Regions from separate parts of the Mus musculus genome. Here region 1 is linked to region 2. A link is a loop called in an ENCODE intact Hi-C map of the cell type or tissue named here. Cell type or tissue: gastrocnemius. All regions are shown on one strand. Each heading gives the region's core, and the rest is flanking DNA. Links, peaks and the distances in the headings are about the cores only.

Region 1 (16,411 bases), core at 3,044-11,043, 97 kb after region 2:
CTCACTCTGTAGACCAGGCTGGCCTCAAACTCAGAGATCCACCTGCCTCTGCCTCCCAAGTGCTGGGATTAAAGGTGTGTGCCACCACGCCCGGCGATTTATGTCAATTTTATTGCAATAGAAATGCAACAAGACAAAAAAATCTTGTGAAAACTGTGGCTCATTTGTAGGGCGCTTTTTTTTTTTTTTTTTTTTTTTTTGGTTTTTTCGAGACAGGGTTTCTCTGAATAGCCCTGGCTGTCCTGGAGCTCACTTTGTAGACCAGGCTGGCCTCGAACTCAGAAATCCGCTTGCCTCTGCCTCCTGAGTGCTTGTAGGGCGCTTTTTTGTTTGTTTGCTTGTTTTTCGAGACAGGCTTTCTCTGTGTAGCCCTGGCTGTCCTGGAGCTCACTTTGTAGACCAGTCTGGCCTCAAACTCAGAGATCTGCCTGCCTCTGCTCCCAAGTGTAGGGCGCTTTTTAAAAACACATGCTCAACCCTGGGCTCAAGCCCTCCCAATACAAAACCAAGAGAAAAAAAAAAAAAAAAGACTCTCGTGTAAATTCCCCAAATGAAAGGTGAAGATCAGCAGCCCTAGGTGCTGAGATGAGACGGACAAGCAACCTGTGCCCTCGGCTTCCTCCCTGAGCCCATGAACCTGATCCCAGTGAACAGACTTAGAAATCCCGTAGGAGCCTTTGACAGAGGGACCTAGGGACTCAGTGGAGCAGAGCGGAGCAGAAGTGGGGGTCCTGCTATGAGCGATCAGAGCTCTTGGTGACTGGCACTGGAGATGACCCAGGAGCACACCCACCGTAGTCGATGCTAAGCCTTCAGTGGAACCTGGAGGGAACCCAAGGGGAGCACTGTCCCGCACAGTCCTCAAAGGGTTCTCAGACAGTGATAGAGTCAAGACTGGGGAAACATAGCCACTCCCAGAGTATCACACCCCTGGGACTGAGCCCTGCCATCCACCAACAGAGGGGGGGTGTAGGGTACACTTCTGCACCAGCCGAGAAGGACTCAGGACGCTTCGTGACCCTGTGGTGAGGCTCTGCATCAGAAACACAGTATGCGGAGTCCTTGGGCTACGGTTTTCTGTAGTCCAGGAATGAAGCTGCTGCCCAGAGAAGGGACTCCCAACCCCAGCGGGAGAGCTGGGCAGCCATCTGATCCACTGCAGCTGTGGGGAGGGTGGATTCAGTGCAGGGCAGGACCATGGCAGAGAGGCTGCCAGTGGGAGGGGCTTTCCCAGACAGCCTTCTGTATGGCTGATGCCAAGGCTAGGGTCAGATGATGACAGATTTCCTGCTGAGCCCTCTGAAATGTTTGGAACTCGGCAATGACAGTCCAGAAGTTTCTGTTTCCCTGGAAGGCTCTGAAAGGAGAGTTCTAGATAAAGACTCCCGGTTTTGTTTTTGTCCTCTTACCCTGCCTGAACTATCCTGGCACCTCCACTGGGGTGGAACAATGGCTCTGAGACACTTGGCCACTTCCTGTCTCGCATCAGCATTTATTTAAGAAGCCCACTTCTTGGGTTTCGCAGAGGCACACTCTTCTCCGAGACCCACTGAAAAGCCATCTCTAGCTTTCAGTTCAACGCAAAGCATCGCTTCATTCTACAGACGAGGAAACTGAGGCCTGGAGAAGGTCAACTCAGCCTCCCCGTCCTTGCCACACCCTTCAGCTTCCAAGAATGCCTCAAGAGGGAGTGTTAGGTGACAGGAAACAGAAACACAGAAACGCTAGCTTTGAGGCACTAAAGCTGGGCCTGCCTCCCCCTCTCCTGCTTGCTTTGGCTAGAGTTGTCCCTTCCCCTCGGGACTTCAGTTGCCTTATCTTGTAAACGCAGATAATTATAGCAACCGCTCTCCAGGGTTGACGTGTAAATGAGAAGAGCTGGTCATCTGTCGCGAGCTCGGTGCACTGTAAGCTGAAGACACTGAGCAAAATGAACAGCCCTGTTTAGTCATGGTGACAACTCGAATGTGCAATACCCCCACCCAGAGACCCATGCATTGTACACTCCAGCTTGTGGGAGGTTGGGAAACCTTCGGGGCATTATACACATAGGTCACTGTTTGGTAGTGCTTCCGATCCACCAAGATACAAACAAGCCACTGTCCTAGCTTTTCATCCAGGTATGTCCAACCCTTCCTCTGTGGTGGAGCAAAGGTCGCTGTGGTGACCAGCTGACCCCTTATCCCTGTAGTCATAGCAATGACATCAGCAGACACACTCAGAGACAACCAGGTGTGTGGCAAGGATCCTGGACCCGCCGCTCTTCACTCTGAGAGAGGTGGAGAGGTCACGAGGACTCATTCGCTCCCCTCTGCCTCCCTTGAGGTCACAGAAGGAAGGGAAACTGAAAGCAGAACTCTATGATGCGATTCTCGTGAAGCCATCCCTCAGAGATGTGGGACTTTTGGGTGACACAGCTTTCTGAGTCGCCCACGCCTGTGAGTTTCCCTGCACAATGCTTCCATCAGGAAGTCTGAACCAAGCTGGACTCTGGGTGAGACTTTCTTTTTTTCATTTTGGGGTGTGTGTGTGTGTGCTCAAGAATGCATGCACATACTTCTTTTGTTTTTCAAGACAGGGTTTCTCTGTGTAGCCCTGGCTGTTTTGGAACTCTGTAGACTAGGTTGGCCTTGAAACTCTCAGAGATCCACTTGTCTCTGCCTCCTGAGTGTTGAGATTAAAGGCATGCGCCACCTTGTCTAGCTGCGTCTCTTTTTTCAATGCCTCATCAGTGGCCTGCCTTGTCCTAAGAAAAGCAACACAGCGGCTACACCGGGACCTCCTGCCGCCTCTGGTTGAGCCACTGTGGCAGCCACGTCTTCACCACAGTGACAGATAAGCCCTTGTCAATGTCTCTCCCTGAGTCCGTTCTGCCACCCGTTTTGTCATAGTAAAGGATACAGTCACAGGTCTTGACAGCGAGTCCCTCGTGTGACCTGTAGCACCCAGATATTGCATAGCCCCGTTTTCCATCAGCACCTGGCCCTGTGTCCTCACTGGCTTCCGGGAGAATGCGTCAGTGATGGTGGTTCCTCAAATGTCCTATCATTTGTCAGAAGTGAGTCCGTAGCATTATCAGACATACCAACTCAGCCTGTACATCCATAAGGGGCACCCAGAGCCCCAGAGAGAGATAAGGGCTTGCCCAAGCTCACCAGCAAGGGCTGACGGGAACAGGTCCCAAGCTCTACCCACATGGACACATAGCTCCTCCACCTTCTTCCTGAAAGGAGACTGGCCCAGGTGAATGTTTAAAGGCTACATCCAGGATGGGAGATTCATGCCTGAGTCAGTCAGTCCCCTAGGAAGGCCCAATGTTCTGAGTCCTCAGTCCACAGAACTGTGAATTTCACAGAGGCAGAGAGGCCATGGATCAGTGGACTTTGCCTAGTTGTATGATAAAATACCAGTGTTTGCCAAGGGTCTGTCTTTATGAGCCTGGGTTCAGCTCTCAGGATTGCACTTGACAGGTACAGGTTGTAGTGGTTTGCATGAAAATGACCCCCAGGTAGGCTCCAGTGTTTGAATTCTTGATGCTTAACTGGTGGAACTGATTGGGAAGGATTAGGAGGTGTGTCCTTGGTAGAGGATGTGTCCACCAGGAGTGGGCTTGGAGGTTTCAAAAGATGCATGCCATTCCCAGTATCTTGCTCTGTGTCATACTTTGCAGGACCACGATGTGAGCTCTCAGTTGTTCCTGCCCTTGTGTTTTGTGTTTTTGTTTTGCTCTGTCAGCGAGGACTCTAACCCTCCGAAGCTGAAGCCCATTTAACCACTTCCCTTTATAAGTTGCCTCGGTCATGCACGTTTTATCACAGTAATGGAAAAGTAACCAAGACACAGGGTGAGTGGCCTGGCAACTTCCAGCTACAGCCATCAGCATGGGGGAAGTCTGGGCGGGCTGGAACTCGAAGAGTCTGCTGACATCCCATCCCTTCCAGAGCAGAGGGCAGGGAACTAGTGCTGGATCGCTGGTGCTCAGTTGCCTCTCTCCGCAGGCAGGACCCAGGGTCTGCTCACAGTGAAGAAGACTCTTCCCTCTTCAATGATATCAGGCTGGAGAGATAGCTCAGTGGTTAAGAGCACTGACTACTCTTCCGAAGGTCCTGAGTTCAAATCCCAGCAACCACATAGTGGCTCACTCACAACCACTTGTAGTAAGATCTGACGCACTCTTCTGGAGTGTCTGAAGACAGCTACAGTGTAGTTACAGATAATAAATAAATAAATCTTAAAAAGAAAAAGAAAGAAAAAGAAATGATATCAAGGAATACGAGCCTGCTGGTGAGGAACTGAGGCGTCCTGACGGCTGCAGCGTGAGTGGGGCCATCTGGGTCCCCAGTGTCAGTCAGGCCTCCTGCCTAACCCTAAACACTGTAACAGCATTTTATGATGGATGCATCAAAAACCACACGCCACTACTGCGGACCTAGATTACTTCAAATCTCCAACCTCCTGAATTGTGTCAGGTCGTGCCATTTTGAGGCAGGATAGCCATGCAATGAAAATTAAGGGGCCACAGGAAAGGCACCTCCCACTCTAGGCTGTCACTGACGTCAAGGATCCCATAACAATTATGATTTGTTATGAAGGCCGCCTGCATATACATGATGGTCCATTGTTTGTTCATTTGTTTGGAGACAGGGTTTCTCTCCATAGCCCTGGCTGTTCTGGAACCAGCTCCATAGACCAGGCTGGCTTAGAACTAAGAGATCCATTTGCCTCTGCCTCCCAAGTGTTGGGATTAAAGATGTGTGCCACCATTATTTGGCCCACGATAATCCTTTTATGTAGATATTTAAAACTAGAATGTGAAAAGATGGGGCTGCAGAGATGGCTCAGGGATGAAGAACTCTCGCTGCTCTTCCAGAGGACCTGGATTCAATGACTAGAACTTATGGGGCAGCTCACAACAGCCTATATATATATGGGTACACTGTAGCTGTACAGATGGTTGTGAGCCTTCATGTGGTTGTTGGGAAATGAACTTTTTTAGGACCTCTGCTTGCTCTGGTCAGCCCCACTCGATCAGGTCAGCCCTGCTTGCTCAGTCCCTGCTTGCTCCGGCCCAAAGATTTATTATTATACATTAAGTAAGTACACTGTAGCTGACTTCAGACGCACCAGTAGAGGGTGTCAGGTCTCATTAAAGATGGTTGTGAGCTACCATGTGGTTGCTAGGATTTGAACTCAGGACCTTCATAAGAGCAATCAACGCTCTTACCTGCTGAGCCATCTCACCAGTCCACTGCCTGTAATTCTAGTTTCAGAGAACCAAGGCTAAGTATGCACATGGTGGGCAGACATTCCTGTAGGGGAAAATTCATACGCATTGAAAAGAGATATCAGAACGGCAGGGAGCCCGGCTTAAGCCTGAGCGTGTATGGCCTTTTGCTCCTTCCTAGATTCAAACTTGGAGTATTCCAGGAATCTCACAAATGAGACTATAAGAGACCCTGTATACAATGAAAATGTCTCAGCTTCCCCGAGTCACCCTGTGACCCATGCCCCTTCTCAGCGCGCTCTAGAACCTGCCCTGTCATCTTCAAGGCTCTTATCAAACATCTAAGCCCTCATAAGCCCTCCAGGTCCTGTACGCTAGGCCACTGGAAGGACACTGAGGCGGATGTTCCCTCTCGAAAAGCCCTCACACCTTTAATCCTAGCACTTGGGAGGCAGAGGCAGGCTGATTTCTGAGTTTGAGGCCAGCCTGGTCTACACAGCAAGTTCCAGGACAGCCAGGGCTATATAATGAGACCTTGTCTCAACAAAACAAAACATAAACCAAAACCACTCCAACAGATAGACGGTAAGTGAGCAGTTGCAGCGGAACAAACCTTACCCTTGAGTTTGAACCCCGGATCTGATATAAAGTGGGAAGAATGGGCTTTGTGAAATTGTTCTGACTTCCACATGAGCACTGGGGCACACATAAATGCATATTTATACAGCATACACGGATGGAAATGCACTCAACAATATTAAAAATAAATAACATCTGCTAGGCATGGCGGCACATGCCTTTGCTTAATCGCAGCTCTTGGAGACAGGGCATGCAAGCTATCGGAGTTGAAAGGCAGCCAGGTTCACATACTGAGTTCCTGGCCAACCAAAGCTACATAGATGGCTCAGTGGTTGACAGCAATGGCTGCTCTTCCCAGAGGACTGGGTTTTAATCCCCAGCAACCTTGTGCAACCATCTGTAACTCCTGTCCTGGGGAATCCAATGGCCTCTGAGGGCATGCACACAGGAGGTACAAACAAACAAAGACATATGCATTCAAGCAAAATATCCACCTCTTTCCTTTCTCTTACACACACACACACACACACACACACACACACACACACACACACACACACACAGAGGAACTGAGTTCAAGGTCATCCTTGACCATGCAGCAAGTTCATGGTCAGCCTGGGTTATATGAGATCCTGCCTAAAATAACAATAAAAAGAAAATGACCAAGCAAGCACAGGAGTCTTAGGACTGCACAGTATGCCAGCTCACTCTGTGGCCAAGCAGGGACTAGGCGCCACCTAGTGGACAAATCTGAGGACAGCTGGGACCAGGAAAGAATGGAAAGCCTCTGTGCCTATCCGGACACTGCCAAAGAAATTTGGGGTTTGTTTTTTTAAGACTTATTATATGTAAGTACACTGTAGCTGTCTTCAGACACACTAGAAGAGGGCATCAGATCTCATTACAGATGGTTGTGAGCCACCATGTGGTTGCTGGGATTTGAACACAGGACCTCCGGAAGGGTAGCCAGTGCTCTTAACTGCTGAGCCATCTCTCCAGCCCAATTTTGGGTTTTGCTTGGTTGAAATTTGCCATTTGATAATGGAATATTTTTTCCCCTAAGGCAGGATCTCACTATATTGCTCTGATTGGCCTGGAAATTGCCTGGAAATTGCTATGTAGATCAGGCTGTCCCTCCACTCCCAGTGGGCTCCGTGAATGACTACGATGTACATGTGATGTCTCACCTTACGGTTTTATGCTGATTCACCATTTAATTTATGAGGACACTATAGAAATGATGCTAAACAGAGGTCCAAATTCTAGTAACTTCTATGTTCAGAAATGGGTCAGGAAACGATGGCCGAGCCTTCAAGATGAAGACGGTGCCGAGGAAGCTGACCGCCTCCTGTGCTTGAGTCCAGTTAGTGCTGCTGGCTGAGATGCTGACTGATCTTGCTGGCGTGGCCTTGTGCAGTAACTCTAGCTTCTGTTGAGTTCACAAGCAACTAACTAGGGGGGAAGGCCCTTCTGCTGTTGCCTAAGTTACAGACATGTGCTCCATTTTTGAGATGGGACTCAAAAATGAGTAGAGACTGGGTTAGCCTCTAAACAGCTTCAACTAGCTGTATAGGCAAGGACTGCTGTCAGGTTTCAGTTGGAAAGAATGAAAGCTCCTGTGTTGCATGGGTCAGCCACAAATGTTCCAACTGTCAGGCTAAACAGAAGCAAATACTCCGACTGTTTATACAGGGAGTCCGCATTGTAGTCGCTCAACACTGCTTCTCCTGTCTCACACGGGGTTGGTTTCCACATGGAAGAACACAGAAAGCTCTGCACATGAGACTATTCCCAGCTCTAGAGTCCTCTAGGATTGTCTTCACTGAGTACCTTGTTTCTTCATTATAACTCACTGTAGGTTCCATGTAAAACCAGCTCACTGCTTAAGTCTTTTGATTTAGTTTAGTTTTTTTTTTTTTGAGACAGGGTTTCTCTGTGTAGCCCTGGCTGTCCTGGAACTCATTCTGTAGACCAGGCTGCCCTCAAACTCAGAAATCTGCCGGCCTCTGCCTCCTGAATGCTGGGATTAAAGGAGTAAACCACTACAAAAGGCCCCAGATTTGTTTTTTTTAATTTCACATGCATTGCTGTTTTGTCTGCACGTTATGTCTGTGTGAGGGTGTCCGATACCCTGGAACTGCAGTTACAATCAAGAGTTGCCATATGGGTGCCGGGAGTTGAACTCGGTCGGGTCCTCTGGAAGAGCAGCAATACTTCCAACCACTGAGCCACCCCACCTCTCCAGTCCAGCTCCAGATTCATTTTTAACGAGAAAGCTGTCTTTATATGTGTAACTTTAGGGTAAATGTTGGGGATTATAAAGAAATATGTGGAATCATTAAATTTCCCAGGTTTTTTTCACTGCCCCTCTCCTGGTCACTCCACCCCCACAATTCTTTCCCCGTTCCCCTTCCCTTCTCTTCTGAGCTGGTGTGGGTCCAGATTCTTAATCCAGGGCTTTCTGAAGGGGCCTTCTAGGTTCGAGCCTGGCCCTACCGAAGTCTTAAGTGTCTGTCTTTTGGTTAAAAGTCATAAACAGGGCCGGGCAGTGGTGGCGCACACCTTTAATCCCAGCACTTGGGAGACAGAGACAAGTGGATTTCTGAGTTCGAGGCCAGCCTGGTCTACAGAGTGAGTTCCAGGACGGCCAGGGCTATACAGAGAAACCCTGTCTCAGTCAAAAAACAAAACACCCTTAGGCTTTCCTGAAATTCAGATGTGGGCATTTTGTATTCTAGTTTCATCTATTAGAAGTCACAATCAAATTTATCTGTGCCTCCAAAGACTAGGCTCAGACTTCTGGTGTCACAAGCTTCAGGTCCAAGTGCCACCTGGGAGGTCCTTCACACTGACACCATGCCCTGCTGTAAACTGCCTCTCTCCTCACCAGCTTTCCATGTTCCAAGAACACACCCCCCTCTCCCTTGCTGACATCTCTGCAGTTAGTTATTTCAGTAAGAAGGGGAGAGCCTGCGACATCACTTTCTATTTTCCCTGAACTCCGTCCTCCCCTGCAGGCGAATAAATGTGAGTGGCAATGTTCTTAAATTTAGAAATTTATTCTGTTTAATCCACAAGCTTTATATAGCTTTAGTTAAAAAATAAAATAAAATAAAACAGTGAAACCAAGACACTGTCCAGGCCCTTCCAGCCCGCCAAATACACGAGCTCTTCAGTTGTGGGTACCAATTGGATGAGTAAGGAGAAACATGACGGGAGCCACCGGGTTCCATAAACAAATTTCTATAACTGAAGGGTCCATCCTGGGTCTAGGGAATCGCCTTTACACAGAGAAGAAAAGGGCGAAGGAAACAAAACAACCCTACCTGGAGGAGAAACCCAGATCCAAATCAGCTTAGGCTGCGCTGTCCCACAGGGCAGCCCTGCAGCTCTAGGGCTGGGATCCTGCCACACAGCAGACTCCACAGACAAAAGAGTGAACACTCACTCGTTCATTCAAACTTTTGTGGTACTTCAACAGTGGTCTCACTTCTGGGCAAGCTTACAAACCTATACAAGGTTGGAAGCATAATTTATGTGGATGCTAAAATTCAAGAGAAAAGGGAGGAAAACAAAACAAAACAACCTCTTGGGAGAGGTAAGGGCATTTAAAGGAACCACAAGAATGCCAACAATAGTCAAACCCCCTTTTTTAAAAAAGAGATTTTTTTTTTGGCATAAAATATTTCACTCTAAATGTCAATGGAAGAATGTCACTAATACACCGTGGACGCCTTTGTAATGTAAATCCATGCCCCCCATTTTTTTTAAACATGGTGAACTTCAACCTAGCAATTATTACAACAAATGTTATAGTCTAAAGCTCAAACACATTTTAGCAATTTTGAAATTGAATTGAGTACAAACCAAATAAAATTTACAACATAACAAACATGTCCGCTTAGGACTGTGGGGACACTTGAGCCTTCCGCATGGACCGCAGGGCCTTCTCCCGCAGGTGCCTCTCTAGGTCATCAAGGTTGTCATCTTCAGCTTCACTCTCAGTCTCCTGAAAAACAAACCCAACCCAGGCACATATTAAGTCTTGAGACACAGTGGGGCCCGAGTACAGCAACTGCACAGCTCTGCACACACAAAAGCCACCCAAAGCTCTCGAGGCAGGGCTGCTTTGTAGCCTAGGCTTGTTTAGAATTTGTTATGGTGCCAAGATCAGCCCTCCCAAGAGCTGGGCTTACCACCATACCCAGTACAACGAGAGCTAGGGAATCAGATCCAGTCCTTGAGCATTAAGTTAAGTAAGTCCCCAACCAACTGAGCTATGTTCCTATGCTTACTATGCAAGCACGCGGACCCTGTAAGATGACAGCACGCCTGCAGCGCCCCAGTGCTGACAGTGAGCTCTAGGCAAGACAGCTTAGGGAGCCTGCCCCAAGCCCTGATGACTTGTGTCCCATCCTAAGGAATTAACTCTGCAAATGACCCTGGATTTGTAAAGTGCAATAAAAATAAGAGAGAAAGAGAGAGAGACATCAACGGCCTCTACATGCACACTGATGGGTGAGCACACACAGACCCTACTGTCATCAGTTACTCTGAGACGCCCCCACTTTTGTCCCTTATGGGAAGTTTTTTTTTTTTTTTTAAATTGCACTTATTGTGTATATCTAGGGATGTGGCTCAGTGGTAGCATACATTGCCCAATCTACATACAGCAAAAGGCCCTGTGCTGTCCCTTGAACGTAGTTGTAAAAAGTTGAAACACATTAAGTTTTTTTTGAAGCCATTTGTACTCTTGATTCTGGCAGGTCACCAAGAAACATCAAAATACTACAGAGAAAAAGCACAACCACTTCTCAGACAGCAGGCAGAGGCGGTGTGAATACCTTCCTGGGCTCTGGTGCTGCTGCAGGCTCTTCCTGTGCTGATGTGGTGGTGGCAGCAGAAACAGCTGCAGGGGCTGCAGTAGCTGGGGTGGCTATGGTCACAGCCTTCTCCTTCTTGTGTTTTTTGTGCTTCTTGTGTTTCTTATCCTTCTTGTGTTTCTTGTCCTTCTTCTTCTTCTTTTTCTTCCCACCTCCTTCTTGATCAGAATTCTAGAAACAGTGAAGTAATTGAGGTGATTAAAATCCTTCTTTTTTGGGGGGGGGGGCTCTGAGGGAATTTCAAACAAATGGATGTTTTACAGTTGTGCAAAGACAACTGGCACCAATGAGGGCACTCTCAGAGAAGTGAGACACACACTAAAGCCAGGGTCCACCCACAGCCAGTTGGAGAGTCTCAATGCTGACCGACTCAGTACAGTTTCCTTACTAACTCTAAGCCAAGTTCCCAGATTCAGGATGTGAGTGGGTGACAAGAGTTGGGGTCCTGAGCAACACAAGTTGCCTTCCAGCTCCTGACCATGAGCATTCAATGAAGAGCAATTATAAACCTCTGACAACACTTAGCTAACCACAGCAGGATTCCAATTCGCAGTGCCATTAGCCCAATACAATGCCAGGATAAACTCAACCACACACATTTAAGAGTGGGAGTGGTCTGCCTCACTCCTCTACAGAGATGTCCCTCTTACAGGAGTTAGTCCTTCCCATTTACCATGTGCATCCTCAGGTTTTCAGGCCTGGAAGCAGGTGCCTGAATTGACTGAGCCGTCTTCTAGCTCAGATATCCCATTACAACAGGGCAGAGTCTCCATAAGCCCTGGAAGTTACGCCCTCATCTAGTAAGATCCCCAATCCTATCTTTGCATCTACCGAACACCATGGGCTACCCAAACTGTCACCAGTGCACTTCAAACACAAGCTGGCCTACAGCCAGGCAACGAAACCTAATCCCAAAGCCAGCAGCTCGTGCCAGGCACTGAGCATCGTAGCCGTTTTTACTCTTCAATAGCCTAGAAAGAGAATCAAAGAGATTCTCTAGAACATAGATAATTCTAGAAAAGAGAATCAAATCCCGATTCAAAGTACAGTTTCTATTGCACATTAACCACTTCCATACTACAAGATTCAAAGACTACTTAGCCGGCAGGGCAGCAGCAGTGCACTCCTTTAATCCCAGCACCGTGGAGGCAGAGGCAGTAGCAGTCTGATCTATAGAGAGTTCCAAGACAGCCAGGGCTGCACAGAGAAATCTGTCTTGGGGTGGAAAAAAGATTTAACGGAACCACCATATTCTAGGTACTGTCTTTACATTAAATTTATATAAATTATTTTAACTGAATCTAACTTGTAACTTCATTTTTTTTGAGACGGTGTAGCCCAGGGTAGCCTCTGGAATGCTTAGGATTAGAAGCATGTTACAACACTGGGTTTGAAATTTCTATTCTTTTAAAGAATTTCACCCACTAACTGGTCTTTTTGAGGTATAATCACAAGGCCAAAGCTGAGGCTCGTCTTGAACTCCTGACCCTGCTTCTGTCCACCGAGACCTGGAATTGTTAAGTACTGTCCCCCACCCCCAGCCGACTAATTTATAAAAGATGTCCAAAACCAGGTAGGCACATACCCGGGCAGGGGACAGGCTTGGTGTTGGGCTCTTAGCCTTTTTGGCTGGTACTGCAGGTGACCAGTTTGTGGAGGGTGACTGAGACTGCACAGGAGAGGGAGGTGCTGGCGGCTTTTTAGCTGCTGGCTCAGGAGATCCAGAGACAGATCTGGAAGATGAAACCCTTCTTACGGACTGAGGGCTTGGTGAGGCAGCCCTAGACAGAGAGGAAAAAAAGACAAAGTTGAGAACACACTCCAACGACACACACATCAAGCTTTCTGTCATCCAAGTGTTCTCCATGGTCACACATTCCCTACAATTCTGCCACTTTCCTGACGGGTCATCCTGTAGCACAGTAGTGACACCAGTCTCTCACGTTCCTAAAGTATCAGCTCTGTTATCAGTCTCATGTGCTTGTCAGGGGCTGGAGAAATGGCTCTGGACTGGGGTTCATGTCCCAGCACCAACACAGCTCACGGCTAAGCACAACTATCGTTTCAAGGGAACTGACATCTGCTTTTGGGCTCTTTGACACCCACAAGAAGTGGGCATACAGATACACTTACAGGCAAAATACTCATTTACATAAAATAATACAGAGGAGTTCCTGAGTCTCCTGATGCTAAGAACCAAGAAAAGCCCTCTGGAATTTATGCTACAAGGAGCAAAGTAGGGAAAGATGTGAGCACTACCTAAAGTTTGTACCATCACTATTATTGGCCTTTTGAGACAGGGTTTCTCTGTGTAGCCATGGCTGTCCTTGAGTTCAGAGACCTGCTGCTCTGCCTCCTTAGTGTTAGGATCAAAGGTGTGCCACCACCAGCTTGCTTATTATTTCTGTAACTGTTCAGTAAGAGAAAGGATTCTTCTACATGTTATACAACTACATATTCCTAACAAACAAAAGCATTAGGCATTTTTACTTTTTTATCTTTTTGGGCTCCGGGGTCCTGGAGACTCTCCTAATAGGCCTAGTACTTGGAGATGGGGACTGCCTTCCTTGGGGTGACGCTGAAGCTCCTCTTCGTACAGGGGGAGGGCTTGAGGTCTGAGGAGCCCGAGGCCGTGGTGAGGGCGAATGCCGTTTGTTTGGTTGTGGTGAGCGGGCCTCCCGGGTGGATCGGCCTGGGGAAGACCCTTTCCTATGTTTTGAAGATAAGGAGGGCGAGCGTCTCTTGGTGACTGTGGGGCTTCTTTGTTTAGGAGGTGGAGAGTGGGAGACCCGGCGCTTTGGTGGTGGAGATGGTGATGCCCTTCGCTTGGGCGGGGGCGGGGGGGAGGCGGTTCTCCTCTTTGGAGGGGGGGAAGGAGAGTATCTCCTCTGAATGGGAGGAGAGTATCTTCTTGGAGACGGTGAGCGGCGGCGTGGGGGAGGAGAAGGGGTCCTAGAAAAAAACAACACACCGTTAAGATGAAATGGACAGCATCCAAAAAAAAAAAAAAAAAAAAATCAAGCTCACTTATTATTATTGTTGTTTGAGCATGTCCATACACCATGCAAGTTCAGGATAGACATCTTGTGGAACCAATTCTCTCCACCCACCTTTATGTACATTCTGGGATCAAACTTAGGTCACTTTGGTTTTTTTTTGTTTTGTTTTGTTTTTCAAGACAGGGTTTCTCTGTGTAGCCCTGGCTGTCCTCAAACTCAGAAATCCACCTGCCTCTGCCTCCCAAGTGGTGGGATTAAAGGTGTGCACCACCATGCCCTGCTTGGTCACTTAATTTATTATATATATATGTACACTGTAGCTGTCTTCAGACACACCAGATGAGGGCATCAGATTTCATTACAGATGGTAACCCAGAGCCATCTCTCCAGCCCCTTGGTCACTTAGTTTTATGGCAAGCACTTTCACCCACTGAGCCATCTTGCTAGCCAATCCAGAATCAAGAAAATTAATTGAATAAAAAGAAGTAACTAGTCGGGCTGGAGAGATGGCTCAGCAGTTAAGAGCACTGACTGCTTTTCTGAAGGTCTTGAGTTCAAATCCCAGCAACCACATGGTGGCTCACAACCATCTGTAATGAGATGCCCTCTTCCAGTGTGTGTGAAGACAGCTACTCTGTACTTACATATAAAAAAAAAAAATCTTTAAAAAAAAAAAAAAGAAGTAACTAGTCATAACTATCCTGTAGCTAGTACTCTGTCAGGAGATATTTCAAAGCAATACACATACCTCCATGACTGACAAGAGGATACTGTGTTGTGTTTAATGGAGAAAGTTGAAATTCTCAGAAACAATTTAAATTCATCAAACCAAGAGAATTTACATAATTATATAAAACAAAGTACTGTTTCATAAGAGAACCTCACATGTGTTGTGCAACTGTGAGCATCAGCTGTTGCCAGGCAGTCTTTACTGTGTTCTCTGTGACAGGAGCTGGAGAGAGGGCTCATATCCCCCCACCTCCTCCCACCCCACCCCCCAGTGTATCAGTTGACCTGGAACTTAATACAATTTAGGCTGGTTCCAAACCAGTGTTGATCTTCTGCCTCTACCTCCTAAGAGCTGGGATTACACACAGCCCATGACTGACATTTCTGAAGAGTTCTAACCTCTCCCTTCATGGAATCCCCTTTTGACTGGGACTGCTAGCACTTGCAGTCTAGGGTCCTACATGATTGGCAGGAGCATCACCAAAGCTTTCACAGTGCGCAAAATGCCAACAGGTTAGTGCAGCAGCTAACGTGCACAACATGGTAGCTTCAGAACTCCTGTGGCTGTGCAGCCACTGATAGTTCTCACTTCCCGCACCCTAGATATCCATCTGTTTACTTCTCCCATTTGTTTGCTGGGCAGGGTTTAGTTTCTCTATAACCCAGGCTGACCTCCAACTCAAAATGTCCCTGGCCCAGCCTTTCAGGAGTATAGATTCTGAGCAGAATACCCTTGGCTCCTATTTCCTTTTCTGTCTTTGTTTTTTTGTTGCTCTGTGTAGCCCTGGCTGTCCTGGAACTCCATCTGTAGACCAGGGTGGACCTGAATTCAAAGATCTGACTGCCTCTGCCTTCTGAGTCCTGGGATTACAAGTTAGCATCACCAGTGCCCTGTTCTAAGTTCTGTTTCCACATAGTTCTGTGTCCCATAAAGGAGCTCACATTTATGTGACCTTTTACAACCTAAGATGCCTCTTACAAAGCAACTTCCATGATAAAGACCCAGAGCTACCATGAGTCACCTGGACACAGTACCTTCGTCGTGGTGGTGGGGTGGGAGATCTGCGCCGCCGAGGAGGAGGAGGGGGAGGTGGCGGCGGAGGGGCTGGAGAAGGAGACCTTCGCCTTCTGGCAGGAGGGGGAGAGGGACTTCTCCTCCTTCTACTACTAAATAAGAAAGCAGAGTTCTCCTCAGTCAGTGACATTTATAACTAAGCCCCCCTAGGAAGTATATTTCCAGTGGTTAACTAACCCAGAGCAGAAACATTGTTTATGTTTTGCTTTTGGTATGAATTAAAGACAGCTTTGTGATATTAGCTTCAGACAAAAACACTCATTTGTTTGACATAAATCACCCAACAGAGGAAGAGAAAAAATTCAAAAACGGTCATTAGAACACTTATTTTTTAGTTGGGACACACATAATAATCAGTTGGAAAACTTATCTGAAGCTTATATGAACCATGTCAGGGCTAACAGCCAATGTTAATAGACACCAAATAACTTAAGGCCCCAATCTGGAAGCCCTGGCTTAGAGCTGCCCCTCCTCCGCAGCAGAGACAGAGGGCAGACAGAGGGACTGCACACACTGAGTGAATGCTCTATCTCGGAGTCTATCTCCAACCTTTACGGTCTTATCTAAGAAATATATACCCGGGCTGAAGAGATGGCTCAGTGGTTAAGAGCACCGACTGCTCTTCCGGAGGCCCTGAGTTCAAATCCCAGCAACCACATGGTGGCTCACAACCATCTGTAATGATAACTGAATCTCTTCTGGGGTGTCTGAAGACAGCTACGGTGTACTTACATATAATAAATAAATAAATCTTAAAAAAAAGAAGAAATATATACCCACCACTGAAAAGGGACCATGTGTCTTACCTACCAATACCCTAAAGACAAACAACAAAGCTATCTTAAATACTAGAGCTGCCCTGGGGGTAGTGTGGTTAAAAGTATATTCAAGAACCAAACACTCCCCAACTCAGAGTCTGTAA
Region 2 (16,411 bases), core at 5,482-13,481:
GCCCGCTCAGCAGTCACGAACTGTTCACGCCGGTGCTTGTCCTGCGATGTCCTCTTTGTTCTCTCAGTTTTAAGAGAACAAAGTTTGCTGGATGTAGAGATCTCAGCTGGCAGTGCTTCACTTTCAGGACTTGAGATGATGGATGCCAGGTTTCCTGGCTTGCGGGGCAGGTTTCCATCGAGAGCTCTAATGCTATTCTGATGTTTCTGTGCACTTTACTCTCACACACTTTTGCACCATCTATAAGGTAGCTTCTTCTCTGATCACACCTATTTGGGTTCTAAATACCTCTCGGGTTTGGATGTCTAGTTCTTTCTTTAGATTGGGGATTCTCTGCTACAATTCCATTGACTACTCACCACACGTGAGCACGTGGGTAATGCGTGTTCACCCACACATGCACCAAGGGAGGCAAGGGGTAGCTCTTGGGGTCCTCTTCTACCCTCTCCACCATTCACTCATTCATTCATTCATTGAGACAGAGTCTCTTTAACCTGGAGATTGCTGTGTCTGCTGGACTAGCAAGCCTGAGAGCCCCTGGAATCCACCTGTCTCCGCCCCACTCCCCACCCCCCTCCTCCAGGCTGGTGTTTCATATGAATTTCCATGACTGTGACTTTGAAAATCTAAGAACAACCTTGCAAGTAAGCTTATGTCTAATATTTTGCCAAAGCAATGGAAAGTTGGCATGAAGACATATTTGAGACAGATTGGAATTCTGCTTTTATGAACATGGTACATCTATCCATGCCGGCAGATTTCTATTCAGCTTTTCAATCCTTGGTAGTTCCCACCACAAAAGAATCATATATGCTTTGCTGGACTTGACTTTACATAGCTAACAACTTAGGACTGGTTTTATATCTTAAAACATTCTCTTGAAACAGGTACTTATAGAGCCCATTTTTCCTGCTTATTTTCCCTCCATCAGCCAGGTTTCCTCCTGAGGAAAGCGATGTTAGCAGTTTAACTTCTCCTCTGCTTTGTATGAATATATGGCATTTATACTGACTTTTGAAATCTTTCAATTCTTTTTATGTATCTGGCTGTTTTGTCTGTATATCTGTGCATCACATGCATGCTTGGTGCCCAAGGAGGCCGAAAGAGGGTGACAGATCCCATAGGACTGGAGTCATGGAGATGAACCACTTCTGTGGGTGCAGGGAGTAGACCTCTGGACCAGTGCTCTTAACTGCTGAGCCATCTCTGCAGGCCCTGACTTTTGGTATCTAATGCTGTATATGTAGAAATTCAGCTGAATTGTTAAGAATTTGCACATTATTTTGGATTGCACATATATGTCTGCAAACACCACCCATTTCTCACTTCTGCCCATTCCTACGCCTTCCAGCCTCCCCATGCTGCTGGGATGACTGTAACAGCAGCTGTGACAAGCAGACCATGTCAGCTGTGAGAGGACAACTCCTTATTGTCCAAGGTTCCCACAGAATGGTCTCGTCTTGCATTTTCTGGATGTTACTGGTAGCGAGCAAGCTGGGCAGTTAAAACTGTATAGCGCTCCTGTCCAGGACCACACCAGGCAGCCTGCCAGTCCAGCTCCAGGAAGCTAATGTCTGCTTCTGCTCTCTGCAGACACCCACATGCATGAGCACACGTGTGTGCACACACATAAAGATGACTACTTTAAAATCTGTTCTATTTTGCTATAAGTATTGGCTTCCACTAAATTATTCCCTGTACCAACTATGACTTAGTAAACATTCCATCTTCCTTCCTCGTAAATGTACTGAACCGAATCAGAAAAGTGGTCTCAGAACAGCTTTATACCAAGTTATGTCCATGAAGGAGAAAAAAAAAAAAAAGAATCCTTTGATAGTGAAAATATATTTATTTTTTTAATACAATAGCTGCCAGCAATACACTGGTGTTGATGTTCCAGAGAAAAGAAAACGCAAGCATTTTGTAATGAGCTTTCTGTACGATACTCCAAAGCTGTTCGGCATTATGGCTTGGGAGCTAAATGTATATGGCTTGTGACTTAATATTTTTTCCTTGATAAGGTAATTTTAGTTTCCCCCACTTTGATAACTGTAGCAATGAACTTTTAGAAGTCTGTGAGTTTCACTAACAAACGCTCTCTCATGCTCGCTCTCCAAACCAAATGTTGATTATTGCCAACTCAAGAAACTGGAGAATCCATTACAACTCAATGAGGTGTGGACCAAAATCTTCATGAAAAAATAATTACTATTTTTCATTTCTTCTTTGTAGATATTTCCTAAATGGGTTTTTTTTTTTTTAAATATGCAGAAATAAATGCTATCTACATGCAACTCTGAGGAGGTTCTGGGAGTATAACTCAGGAAAAGTATAAATGCCTAAATTCTACTAGCTGACCCACCTAGTGTACAAACCAGTCAGAACATCTTATGGTATAAACTGCTACGAAAGCTAATGTTACTGAGGAAACTGCATTGTATTCAAAGTCTGTATCTATATCAAAAAGGAAGCGACGGTACTTAAAACAGCCAGGCTTCCCACTGTTTAATAGTTTCTTAGTATCCACTGGAAAATAGGCAGACTCCACTCAAAATCCCGGCTCCAAGGTGGAGGGCTTATACAGATCGGAGGCTAAGCAAGAGCGAGGGAGGAGCCACTCTGTAGATGTCGGCCCATGGCCTGCATCAGCCGCATGGAGACATCACAGTTCACATTTCAAGACTGTAAGCCATGATCTCGGCTCAGGGTCAGAGTGCTTGCTGTGGGCTCTTCCTTTTTAAAGCTTCTGTCCATCTGCCAATCTCGAATCCGTTTTCACTTCCTTGACAAAACTGTGTCTCTCTATAAAGGAAAACAATTCTACCCTTGCCAAAACCTAGACAGACTTTCCTTGGATATCCAGAGACGGCAAGAGCAACCAAGAGGCAATTTAGGAAGCCAAAGAGAATAAACACCCAATCGTGGGCACCTCACACCCACTAAGGCCTGTCTGCACACCCTCTGCTGTGAGTACAGCTCTGACCCAGGAGCCCTCGCTTGGCCCCTCACAGAAGAACAGAGACCTCTTCTCTGGAATCGTCAAAGCTCAACCCCACCCCACCCACGGAGACACTGCAGGGGCATTTCTCAAAGGAGAAGAGATGGTACCTCCCACTGGAACCAGACAGACCACCACCCAGTTTGCATATAAAGGGTGCTCACACCCTGATTAGCAATGGGGTGAAAGCTGTGGCCACGGCATCTCCCTGAGCCACGGGGACCACTGTCAAGCTCTCCCTGACCCCCGTGCTAGGTGAAGTATTGGTAAGTTTTCAAAGGGAGCTGCCATGAGTCAGAATGGTTCCATAAAGCTGGCATTTATTTTAAGTGTCAGCACAGCGTAGGGGAAAGCATGGCCACTTTAAAGCAGCGAACTGTGGAGTGAGACGACTTTAAGAAAGAGCATTTCTTGAACATGTTTTTAAAAAGATCACTAAAAAAAAATGTAGCACAGTACACAAAGTCACAGCAGGCTCTGGAGTACTACTGAGAAAGGCCATTTTGTCTGGGCGGGAGGGGCCTCTGGTTTTACAAAGCTCATTCCCCTTTGTTAGACTGCAAACAACTTTTAGCTTAGACTTTGTTTTTAGAGATGAGAAAACAAGCCAGCCGTGGTGGTGCAGGCTGAATCCTAGCTCCAATTCAGGAGGCAAATGCAAGAGGGCTGCCACGAGTTTGAGGCTGGCTTGGTCACCTATCAGGTTCCAGGCCAACCAGGGTTTCAGAGTAACATCCTGTCTCAAAACAAAGGCAAGAAGAACACAGAAGGCTATCCTTCCGCGTGGGGACTGACATGAGGCAAAACTGTGGAAATACACACTCACTAAGACAACTACAATTTATCCCAAGACAAGTGAAGGACCTCTCACCCAGTCTGATGCACATGGAGGTGGGGCAGGAGCACGAGGCCTGGGCCTCACGGGAGTTTAAGATGGCCCCTTCTTCACTCCCTCTCTAGAACAGAGTATGCTTAACATTTCAGCAAACTCCCGATGAACCTGGTTTAATTAACTTCTGGGTGGCTCGCATGCTGGCCTTGGTTGCTCAAAGACAGGAAGATGTTGGTCACCCAAGAAAGGAGCTTTGTACACAGAGGGAGGTGGGCTTGGCACAGCTCAGGGGCAGAGCCTTGTCAGGCCTAAACAAAGCCCTGGGTTCCATCCCAAGCACCACGAAGAGAGAAAAGAAAAAGCCTGTTACAAGGAAGGCCGCCATACTACTCGCTGTAGATGGATAAGTGGGCCTGGGTGATACCCTCACAGCAGGCAAGATAGACAGAGACCCCACCCAACCTTCTCTTGTCATTTTGAAAATGCCTTCCTAACCCCTCAGTCCTTCATTTTCTATGTAGTATCTATCGGATGTTACAATTTATACAAATGACACATTTTAGTCAAAATTAAATGTCTACCTAGAAACCAGTGTCTCTACAGAAGTGGCCTTCTCACTCAGACACTCCAGAACAGACTACTCTGAAACAGCACGTCTGACACAGTAGTAATCCTTCCAGACTCCTTACACAATATTACAACTCCCCCAGTACATAAATGTTCCTATACCATGCACACAGCAACATGGGGTCCACTGATGTCGCAGGCGACTTTTCTAATGGTGGAACATAGCACCTCAAGTTCTGCCATCTACACAGTGAAGGGACGTGATGGTCGGGGCTCCAGAGTGACAGCAAACTGCCTCTTGGGTGACACGCTTGTGGCGAAGTGCCTCCAAACTGGAGGGCAGCAGATGGGCAGGGCAGGGTAGGGTAGGTGGGCTGGGTAGAGGAGTTTAGAATAATACTGCTCAGGAGTGTGTACTGGAGAGGCCTACTCTGTCTAGCCTTACTCCTAGTCTTGAGTAACTGTGTGTTCATGCAAAATACACTTCTACTTTAGGAGGCGGAGCAGTCTGTTAGGAAAGCGGATTCTCGGGGGATCGGAAGGCATCTCTCTCGAAAGTGCTGTCTACTTGGTAAGTCTCTTGGCGACATCGCTGTACGCGATTTCCACCTCCTTGTCGCTGGGACAGGTGTTGGTGAACTCGTCCCTGCTGTAGGCGTTTGTCAGGTACCTCCAGATGCCTGTCATTCCTTTAGGAATATCAAAGTTGCGGTATTTTTTGGCCACCACCTGAAATGCAATATAGATCCAGAGTTACACCTATCTTCCAGGTCCCCACATGAGGCATGTCTGACTGGAGAGACTATTAATTCTGGAAACCTTTATTAACATATTCTATGGGCCAGCTCTTCCAGGACTGGCGTTTGGTTCCCAGCACCCATGTTGGGCAGCTCACAACTGCCTGTAACCCCGAGGGCGTAAAGGCACCCATTTCTGGGCTCCCAGGTTACCAAGGTGAACACACTCACACAGAGAGCGAGCTACATTGAGTGTAGACTAGGACGGCACACTACTCCAGGTACTGGGAAACAACAGCGGCTCTGGAAGCCAGCTTTGGGCACAGGGAGATGGCTGAGTCTAATCACTGGGTAAGTATTTGTCTAAAAACAGACTATTTTAAGTTTGTTTTCTTCCTTTTTTAGTTTGGGCTGCTTTTCAATAGAACTTCATCTGCCTCCACCTCCCAAATGCATGCCAGCTTCTTCTTTTTTAAAAAGATTTATTTTATGTATGAGTACACTGTATCTGTCTTCAGACACACCAGAAGAGGGCATCAGATCCCAATACAGATGGTTGTGAGCCACCATGTGGTTGCTGGGAATTGAACTCAAGACCTCTGGAAGAGCAGTCAGTGCTCTTAACCACTGAGCCATCTCTCCACCCCAACACACCAGCTTCTAAAACCATCTTTTCTTGTCTCAGATCTTTACATGCAACAAATGCCCATTAGTATTGCATTAAGCTTGGTTTGTCACAGAATTAACATTGTGGCCTTGAAAGGTCACCACACAGAATTAGACAGTGTCAGCCCAGTTCACAATTATCTATTGTCTACTATTATAATTATTATTATTATATTATATATAATATAGTATATAATATGATATAATATAAAATGTAATATATAATATAATATATTATTATTATATTTATCTATTATATCCCTATTAATTCAGCCACAGGAGAAGAAAAAAATTTCTTGCTCAGGTCTCATATTTTTTTCTCCCTGGGTCAGGGTTTCATGTAGCTCAGTCTGGCTTGAGATTCCTTGAGAGGGAAATCTTGGTCTTCCTGCCTCTACCCGACTCCTGAGCGCTACGATTAAGGTACCCAATACAGCTGACTTATAAACATGATTTTCTACTTAGTTAGCTCTAGGATCCACTTACTGAGCTGACTCTGGCTGGGGTAGAGAACGGCTCTGGTGAGGGAGCACCGCTCCCGGCGGCACCGTGCTCCCGGTGGGCCTACCTTGACAATGTGGAGCTTGGGCAGCAGGTTACAGTCTGCTAATGTCATCTCATCGCCGTCCAGAAACCGACGTGTGGAAAATTTGATGTCCTCCATGCTGTTCTCGTCGATTTCGTCGGGGAGGGGAGAGTTGAGGTACTCATCCAGTTTCTGCAGCGTTTTCAAGAGCCCCCTCTCCAGCGCTGAAACACATGAGAGAGAGAGAGAGAGCGCCGTGAGAGAGGAAGCCCAGTCTGGGCAGGCCGTGCCCCAGTAACGGCGCCGATTTCACTCCTACTCCCCGGGAGAACGGGAGCTTGCCTGCATGCTCCTTCCAGCGAGGACAGAACTGAAGGAGAGAGGTCTATCCTGCCAACCAACAAAACCGTCTGCATGGTTTGTGGCCCTCACCAGCAAGCCGTGGCCCAATCCCACTAACAGGTAAACTGCAACGATATATGGGGAAAGGCAAGTCTACTAATTCAGAGCTAGGAGAAAGTCTTCCAAGACAGAAAGCATAATCCTGCTCACGAAGAAATGTGTCAAGGGCACCAAGACCCGTGCACACAACCTAAACAGAGAGCCTGGGAGCCAGGGCTCTCAGCCTGCCTGCTAACACGAGCGCCCAAGAACAGCCCTGCCTTACCCAAGGCACGAGTTCAGACTACAAAGTCAGTTACAGGATGGACTGGCAGCAGCCTCCATAAGAGCCAAGTGGACTGAAATGCTACGACTGTCATGACTCAAACTTGGACTAAGCCAGTTGTGTGCAGCTGGAAAGACAAGGCCAGGAAGCCTTAGGAGGGAGCAGGGACAGCATAGAAAAAACACGGACAATAGGAGCTCTCTCCACTCCCTCTGTAGACCAGGCAGGCCTCGAACTCAGAGATCCATCTGCCTTTGCCTTCCAAGTACTGGGATCTTAAGAGAACCCTAAGACTGAATAAAAACCAGTGAAAACTGAGAGGAAAATCAGTTATAGTTTGTGTTAACCATTATTTTTAAATGGTTTTAAACTTTTATTTTTATCCCATGTGTATGGGTTGTTCTGCCTACATATGTGTCTGTATACCATGTGTGTACTGGACATCCTGAGAGTGGAGTTACAGAGAGTTGTGAGCTGTGATGTGAGTGCTAGGGATTAAATCTATGTCCTCTGAAAGAACAACCAGTGCTCTTAACCGCTGAGCCATCTCTCCAGCCCCTATGCTAATCATTATTAATAATAATTTATCATCATAAGGTATGACCAATGAAAAAAAGACACAGGTACTAACTAGGAGGTTCCAAAATGAAAGGAACGAAGTTGTGAAGTTCAGCACACCGAGACCAACCACTGGGGGGCAGCAGCAGAGCAGCAGAAAGTCATCTGTCTAGAAGCTAGGAGGGCTGCTTAGCACTCCATCTCTATCTCTAAGAAGCTATTCAAAACACAAACAAAAAAGCAGTATAGTATACACAGCTGAAAATTAATTATATTAAAATTAAAAATAATACTTTTGGCCTAAGAAAATATGGAAATGAACACCTGCAGTTCGTGGAAATACAAACTGGTACAGACTTTGAAATTTTGGCAAAATGCATAAAGTAGCTAGAGATGGTGGTACGGGCTATAATCTGCATCCAGGAGAGCTGCAGCCAACAGTAAGACACCGTCTCAAAAGGACGAGGAAAGGTGCAAACCTTCCCACACCTACCTGTAACCTAGCTCAAGGGCAATACCCGATAGCATAGTCAAAGAGGCCATCTACAAGGTCCAACAACTGGGAAATGGCAAATAGAATTCCTATTAAATAAGAAGAATATATAAATAAGAATTTATAAAGCCAGAGGCAGACTTGTTTGGACATGGAATGACTTGAAGGGATGTGGGGGTGCCCAGGAGATCACTCTGTAGCCAGCCTAGTCTGGAATGCCCGGCCATTTCCTGCTCGGCCCCCAGAGTGCTGGGATCAGTGGCAGGAAGCATTTATAATGCACAATAATATGAACGTGCAAGTGCACTACACCACTCACTGTTTTATATAAAATGACTCCCAGTCACCTTGGATCTGTTATTGAATTACATACTGAAATTATATTCATTCAACTATTCCCCTGTTGTAAGTCAGGAAGGATCAGAGAAATATTTTCTGAACACAACGGGACCCTATACTCACAAACTCACGGTAGCTGGGGTCACCTGCACAAAGCATTTCTGCATGGGAATGGGGAGACTTGTGAACCCCCATCCCTGGCTGAGTCAGTTTTCTCTGCAGGTGTGGCTACTGGTAGGTCACCCATGCTCCAGTGCACAGCCCCACACCCAGGAAGATGTGAACAGAAAATTGTAAACAGTGGATTGCTAAAAACAAAACCTGAAGCTGGAAGTGTGGGGAGATGGGGTGGATCTGGTAGAGTTGGTGGGAGGAGAGGAGTGAACAGGACCAAAGTACATTGTGTGCATGTGTGACAGTCTCAAAGAACGAAAAGATCCTATCTTTTAAAAATTATCCCTGTCAACCTTAGCTTTTCCAATAAACATAACTTGCTCTGTTACTTACATGTTTGAACGGGCAGATTCAAGGCAGAAGTGTTAAATGTGTTATCAACATTCCTGTTGTTAAAATACATACACAATTGAGCGAGGGTATAGCTCAGTGTTAGAGCTCTCAGCTAGTACGTGAGAAACTCTGGGTGGATAGTTTAATTTTGAGATATGGTCTCACAGCATCACCTTAGCCGCCCTTTGCCCCAGTAGCGGTGGGATTAAAGATGCGCACCACACGCCTGGTTCACTTCTCTCTTAGTGCTTAGGTTACATAAACCTACTCCCGGCCAACTTGTACCTGTTACCAAAAGATAGACCGATCCATTTATTGATCTATCGATTGATTGATCTATCCGTCTTCTGTCACCTATCCCCTCTCCCTCTCCCTCCTCCTCTGTCTCTGTCTCTGTCTCTGTCTCTTTCTCACAGTTCCCTTTAGTTTATTCACTAAAGCCTATTGGTTTACGGTGTACTTCAATCTAAGCACTGGCCCTGACCCATGTTCAGGTGGCTAATTTGTATCTAGACACCTAAGCCCAGAGGGTCTTTAAAATATTCAGCTACATTGGATTTTATAAGCACTTACTAGGCTGGTACAGCAGACTTGTGTGCACTGTGGTTACAAGTGTTGGGAGGCGCAGCCTCACCTCACTGCCTAGGTTTACTGAAAGCATGCAACTGCTCAGCAGACAGGAAGAGAACTGTAACTAACACACACACACACACACACACACACACACACACACACACACACACGGACAAGCATTCAGCTTGAATTTGATTTAAAGGTGTTTTCGAAAGTCTTGGAGCAGTGACAGGCCCTTGTGAGAAAAGTACCTTGGCAACTAGAACTCTTTATTTACCAGCAGGTACTGAACACAAAGCCTTGCTGAACACGTCACGTGCTTGCTGAGCCCCCTCCTTACTGTGCAGCACTGTAAAGACAGTGGGCGTAAGTGGCCACTTAAAGCAGTAACAACTTGACAGATAAAAAATAGAATACAAAGTTATACTTAAGTGAGTCACTTTTCCTCCCCCAGCCTTCACCCCCAAGGCAAAGGAAAATTCATTTTACTCTCCTCTTCTCCCCTCCATGTAGTAAATGAAATCCGACCAACTCTCCAGACACTCCCTCAAACACTGCACGCAGAAATAAAAACATTATGAGCAGGAGAGCACAAAGGCTGCTCAGCTAGCAGGCCTGGGTATAAAAGCCGGCTTTGTGAACAAGGTGGCCCGGGCAAGCAGGCGGCCCAAACACTCTGGGAAGCAGGGGCTCCAACCTAACATTTGCTTAGACAGAACATTAGTCAGGAAAACGGCCAATTACTCAAGAAAATTGCTTCTAAACCAAGGCAGCCACAGAACACATTATAAAAATAGACATACACCAGGCCTGGGCACTAAAACAGTCCCTTTCTCCATCACTGAAGAAAAACATTCCAGAAACCAAGAGCAAAGACATGGAAATCCCACAGTGAATTATGAAACACTATAACCTTAAACCAGGTATTAGGAAGGAGCCATAGCTGGAGACTGAAATAACAAGGAAGTCGGTGCGCGATTCATTCTTAGGTCTATTCTGCTATTAACAGCACTGATGCCCACCCTTCCTTCGGGCTAGGCCCATGGGCTGCCAGAGCCTTTGGAGCCCAAGCTACCACCCTGCCTCCAGCCATAGCAGACTCCAGATATTTTTAGGGCGCTGATCTTTGGCTCCTTTTGCCACTGCTCTAACTTTTGGGGTTTGGAGTATATACTTGAATATACAAAGTTTGTGTAGTCTGGACTGGCCTCATAGTATCTTTTCTTTAAAACAAACAAACAAACAAACAAACAAACAAACAGTATCTGCACTACTAAACTATCCTCGCTGTAACAGTGACCTGAAACAAAAACTCTAGTTTTATGATGTAAAGAAATCTGAAGGCTGCAGAGTTTAATCATTCTCTGAAGGCCACTCCAAAAACTCCTCACTAAGAGTAATTAGCACACAGGCACAACAAAAGACGGGAGCTAATTAATTTTAGGCTGCCAGCGCCCCATAATAAACAAGAGATTTGGTGATCAATTCAATGCTAAATCCATCCATTTCAGCACCCACCACAGCCGCTCCACCCACGGCTCTGATGGTACCCAGCTCTCCGCGGTTCCCTTCTGGGGACTGCTCAGTGTCCGAGAACTCAAGGCCTCCCATCACACACCTGCCCACCAGATGCCCGGCCCTGAAGCAGAAGGCAGAAGAACATAGCTTAACCGCTTACTCCAGGGTCTCATGGCTTTCCCGACTACAGCTCAGACACTTAGAGGGAAACCTGAACTTCCCACATTCCCTGATGCTCGCTGTCTTCGTTAACAGTTCAGACGGTTGCCTGGGTTTTTGTTTCCTTTTGCTTTCTGTAGGGACAATCCAATTAATTGTTGTTGGGTTTTGTTTTTGTTTTTACCTTCATTAGCCTCTGGTCTTGAGTTCTTGATGTAAGCAGAGAATTTGGCAAAGATGTCCATTCCAGCAGTGTTCGACTCTGGGTGCTTTGGTGAAAGCTTTAGGTACCTAAACAGAAAACGTAAAACTGCATTATAGATCCTTCCAGGTGACATCAGCTGAAGTTCTATCACCAGCAAACCACTGCGCTGACTACAGACCTCTTCAGACAGTGACTGATCTGAGAAACGCCACCATCTGTTTTCTATGGCACTTTTTAAATGTTTTCCCCCTTAGGAAACAAAGCTCTGCATGGTGTTTTGGTTTGCCTATTAATATTCTTGGCAATCCAAGGGCATTCACTCCCACCTCCATTTAATGATCAGAGTGCTAAGGAAATGGCGGCTTGTCAAGGGATGGAATGTATTGCATCTTCACGTCCAACATGGCGACCACTGGTGCAAGGAGGCGATCAGAAGACACTTTAAAAGAGCTGCAGCGGCATAAAGCGCTAGCCTCAGCACCCGAGGACTCTCACAGCTGGCTGCTTAGTATGCAGGCACTGGCCTGACCCTGTGCAGCAGTGTGAGGGAACCAGACAGCAGAGGAGCCTGGGCTGGTCAAGCATCTTGATCATCCACAGCCGGCTGAGGACAAAAACAGGAGGAGGTGGACCACTCACTGCCAACCAGCGCCAGGCTTTCCCACTCCCTCTGGGCTAAAGAGGCTAGGGTATATTTGGGACAGAATGCTATGCAATAGACAGATTAAATAGGACCTCAGACATCATACTGAGTCTTCCTCTGTGCTGTGACCAAGTTTTCAACTTAAGGAAGGCAGGACACGCCATTCTGAAAGAGGTGTGCGCCCTCACGCACGTCACATCTTTGGACTTCAATCACACACACTCAGTGTGTTTCTTCCAGAGAGTGGACAGTTTTGGGGACAGTCTTGGGAAAAGGCTTGGCTGCTCCTCCTGCCTGCGGAAGGGCTTGCTTCACCTCAGAGTCTGAGCTAGAGACATTCAGACCCTGAGCCCTGTCGCAGAATATTAATCAGCTGGAAGGCTCTGGAAAATGGACTGTGAAGTAAAATTTCACACTAAACTAACTCATTTCAACTTATTTGGGAAGATGTTACCTGGTCTATTTCCCTTAATTAAAATGAAGGTGAAACAAAATTTGAAGGTCTTAAACTGTATTCTGTGCAGTAAAAAACTACTCTGTGTTGTGAAACAAGGACACACAAACATACACACACGCACGCGCACACACGCACATACACACTGATATATATATATATATTCCAGGCTAATTTCAACCTCAACCCTTCTACCCTAGCCTTCTGAGTGCTGGAATTAGAGTGGTTTATTTACATTTCTGCTTGCTATTGTGAATTCAGAAAAGGGCTATCACTATCTTCTAAAAACTCAGGCAGGCTTTCTTTTTAATAGGTTCACCTAGTCTCCAATTTCTCAGGTCTTAACCCTGCAAACTCCTCCCATCAACACCAATTACACCGGGCGTCTCAATGAACACTATGGTAAGTTTACCTGAATGCTTTTCCCAACTGTAGTGTGCTCGTGCCTGCGCGCCACACGCACCCACGCACCCACGCACACACGCACGCACACACACACACACCACACCACCTGAGCAGACAGCTAATCCCAAGGCCAGCATCTCTGGAATTCCCTTCACACTGAAAACAACCACTTTTTTGAAGTTAAGAGATAGCTCACAAGTCAAGAGCTGCTCTTCCAGGGGTGCTGAGTTCAATTCCCAACAACCACATGGTGGCTCACAACCATCTGTAATGGGATCTGATGCCATCTGGTGTGCAGGCACACATGTAGACAAAACACTCAAATACATAAAACACACAAATAAATACTTCTTTAGTAAAAGAAATACATTTTAATTCAGATAGAAAAACCTAAGAGAAAATTAATAACCTTTAAAATGAAAGCTGAATACAAACCTTCTATCTGCAGTTTTAATTACCAGTACAGTGCATGTGGGACTTAAATGTTTGGAATGACTTAAGGAATCCCAGATAACTGCTTCAGAAAGCTCCCTTCAGAACTAACCGAGAGCAAATCGCAGTGCTGGTAGCACCTTGGCCCACCCAGACTTCCCAACTGGAAACCTGTCTTGCTCACCATAGCCAGATTAGCCGGATCCCAGCCTTTCTTTTTTTTTTTTTTCTTTTAATTAAAGATTTATTTATTTATTATATGTAAGTACACTGTAGCTGTCTTCAGACACACCAGAAGAGGGCGTCAGATCTCGTTACGGATGGTTGTGAGTCACCATGTGGTTGCTGGGACTTGAACACTAGACCTTTGGAAGAGCAGTCGGGTACTCTTACCCACTGAGCCATCACACCAGCCCCCAGTCTTTCTTAGTATGGCTAAGCAGAAAGCCCATTCTGCCACTGACTAAGCATTACTCTTACAAGCGTGTCCTGGTTATTCCAATCGAGGCCCTGAGAATTTAAAGTCCCTCAGGAAAAAAGTGTCCGGAGACAAGAAGGTCAAAGCTTCAAAGCGGGGCAGTATGTCCAAATGGTCAGATACTCACTTGGGTGGGCACAAGACTTCTTCGAGAAATTCCTCAATCTTATTCACATCCGTCTTGACTTCGCTGTTGAAGGTTATAAATGGCGGGTGGGTCCCAGGAGCCAAGTTCTGTAGATCTGCAGGTTTCCTGTTAGGCAAAACAGTGGTCACGATGAGATCATCATGCGCTCTAAAAGGACAGCAGCAAGTTCTCAGTGGGGCAAGTCTGTAAGGATGGGCAAGGCCCAGTTCTGCCCACGGCGTATAGGGGCTGCACAGCACTGCAATGAGAAGCAGTCACACACATAGCAAGCACATAACGTGTCTTAAGACAACTAAGAATAATTTATCAACCAAAAGATGAATCCTTTGTCCTTGAGCTTAGAAAGAAGAGCCAGCGGTTAAGAATGTGTATGGCTTTCAGAGGACCCAAGTTTAGCTCCCAACACCCACTGGGCAACTCACAGCCACCTGTGAGACAGAGGATCTGACTCCCACTCTGGCCTCCATCTGTGCTAGCTCTCAAGCACATGTGCGCTTGAGCACGCACTAGCACACACACAGGCACATAAGCATACAAGCCTGCATGTACATGCTTAAAATTAAAGGGGTAAATATATTTTTAAAGATTAAAAACAAAGTCCTTCATTTGAATTCCAAATTCAGCCTGGCTGCTTAAGGGGGGAGGTAAAAGACTTCGGGCTCAGCCTTCAGCTTCAACCCCAACACTTCCTACCTCGGATGGGCTGCACAGAGATGAGCCAACCCTCTCCAGGCCAGCATTCTTTTCAATTTCCTTTTGCTTTGCTTTGTTTGGGGATGGGTATATAACAAAGGAGAAGGACAAACTCCTGCAGTTCCCCACGACAAGAAATGCTGTCCCTTTCCTATCTCCACTGCAGGCAGACCAAGGAGGAAAAACACGCCTGAAAGACTGTCTAGTCTTCCAGTACATAAGAGATGGTATGAATGAAGGAGGAATACAGAATGGAGAAAATAGTCACGGATGCCTGTGCTTTGGTAAGGATTTGTCCAAATCGAGTCATCCAAAGATTAAGTAAAAAAGCCAGGAATGGTAACCTATCTCTTTATTCTCAGCAGATCTTGGTTTGAAGCTAGCCTGGTCTACATAGTTAGCTCAAAGGGTATAGAGATCCTGTCTCAAAACACACATTAAGTAGATATAGGCCCAAAGAATTATGCAAGAGGGAGGAGAGGTTGGGGAAAGTCTCAGTGGTTAAGAGCACTGGCTGCTCTTCTAGAAGACTTGGGTTTGAATTCTAGGACCCACACGGTGGCTAAGAACCAGCTGTCACTCTAGTCCAGGGGATCCGATTGATTGTGCCAAGGGCTTCGGCACAGACATCCATGCAGACAAAACACCCATTCATATAAAATGAAAATAAAATCTAAGAAGAAAAAGTAATTGGCAAGGGGTAACCCAGGAGTAGTGGCACACCTGTGATCCCAGCACTCTAGAAGCTAAGGCAGGAGGGTCACAGGTTCCATTCCTGGCCTGTCTGGGTAACACAAAGGACAAAGCAGGACTATCTCAAAAGCATTTAAGAGGTAAGGGACTAACAGAGCAAGTAAGCACACAGAGAATGCTAAATATACAAATACTAAAGAAATAAAAGGGGCTGGAGAGACGGCTCAGTGGTAAAGAGCACTGGCTGCCCTTCCAGAGGTCCTGAGTTCAATTCCCATCAACCACATGGTGGCTCACAACCATCTGTAATGGGATCTGATGCTCTCTCCTGATGTGTCTGAAGACAGCTACAGTGTACTCATAGAAATAAAATAAATAAAAATCTTTTAAAAAATACAAAATGGATAAAATAAATAAATAAAATGCCCTCAAGGCACACATGGGAACTGACACCCATAGCGCCAACACTCAGGAGGCTGAAGCAAAATCCTTAGCTACTTTAAAATATTTCAGAAAAGCAGCAACAACCCGAAAATGATAAATTATATGACTGAGCAGGAGGTATGGAAAAGTGTTTTCTCTACCATTAAAAAAAAAAAAAAAAGACAAGGTCTCGTACAGCCCAAGCTGGCCCCAAATTTACTGTGTTTATATTCACGTGAACCCACAGCCAAGCTGGCATAGAGCTTTCTAACGCTCTTGCCTCAGCCTCCCTTGTACTGGGGTTACAGGTACAGGCTACCTACAGTAGCTGGCTAATTCCATTCTGAAATGTTTGAAATTTTTCATAATTAAAAAGGCAAACACGGAACCTTTTTTAAAAAGCACCTAACAGTATACCTTCAAAGAGCTTCCTAACCATCCCTCCCCCTCCCCCTCCCCCGTCACAGCCTACACAGCTATTTCTTATTTTAAATTAGCTGGCCAGCCTGCCCTCTTCCTTCCTTCCTGACCACAAATTCAAAGAATTTGAATTTAAAATATCTTTAAGTATGTCACAAAGGAGAGCATTACTTTGACGTTAAGAAGGATTTCCAAGAGAATAGACCCTAGACCAATATGGTTAGCCCTGGTATGTTCATTTCCCAGGTCTCATCCATCCATTCATCCATCCATCCAT

Evidence for each region. A loop is a pair of places that touch in the nucleus more often than their neighbours do. Peaks named below come from ENCODE experiments on the same cell type or tissue, not always from the same donor. Only the 100,000 strongest peaks of a DNase experiment are listed, where the experiment ranks them.
Region 1: a loop joins it to region 2, with 12 times the contacts of the local background. A loop is called at or near these places in 36 of 42 quality-filtered maps.

Annotation. Positions count from the first base shown.
Region 1 is chr4:135,311,643-135,328,053 of GRCm38, forward strand. It overlaps Srrm1 (serine/arginine repetitive matrix 1), which reads right to left. Exons shown (of 18, transcript NM_016799.4): 14 at 15,450-15,581; 15 at 13,177-13,638; 16 at 12,272-12,467; 17 at 10,648-10,857; 18 at 8,843-9,812. The coding sequence ends at 9,705. Among named protein-coding and RNA genes, the nearest start is that of Gm12984, 14 kb to the left of the region's middle. In gastrocnemius, for the core only: a CTCF peak has its summit at 6,545 (motif pointing left); DNase peaks (open chromatin) are centred at 6,136 and 6,537; H3K27ac peaks cover 155 bases.
Region 2 is chr4:135,212,140-135,228,550 of GRCm38, forward strand. Clic4 (chloride intracellular channel 4 (mitochondrial)) reads right to left here. Exons shown (of 6, transcript NM_013885.2): 3 at 13,885-14,010; 4 at 11,325-11,431; 5 at 6,369-6,550; 6 at 1,830-5,126. The coding sequence ends at 4,962. Among named protein-coding and RNA genes, the nearest start is that of Clic4, 52 kb to the right of the region's middle. In gastrocnemius, for the core only: a CTCF peak has its summit at 7,684 (motif pointing right); a DNase peak (open chromatin) is centred at 7,687.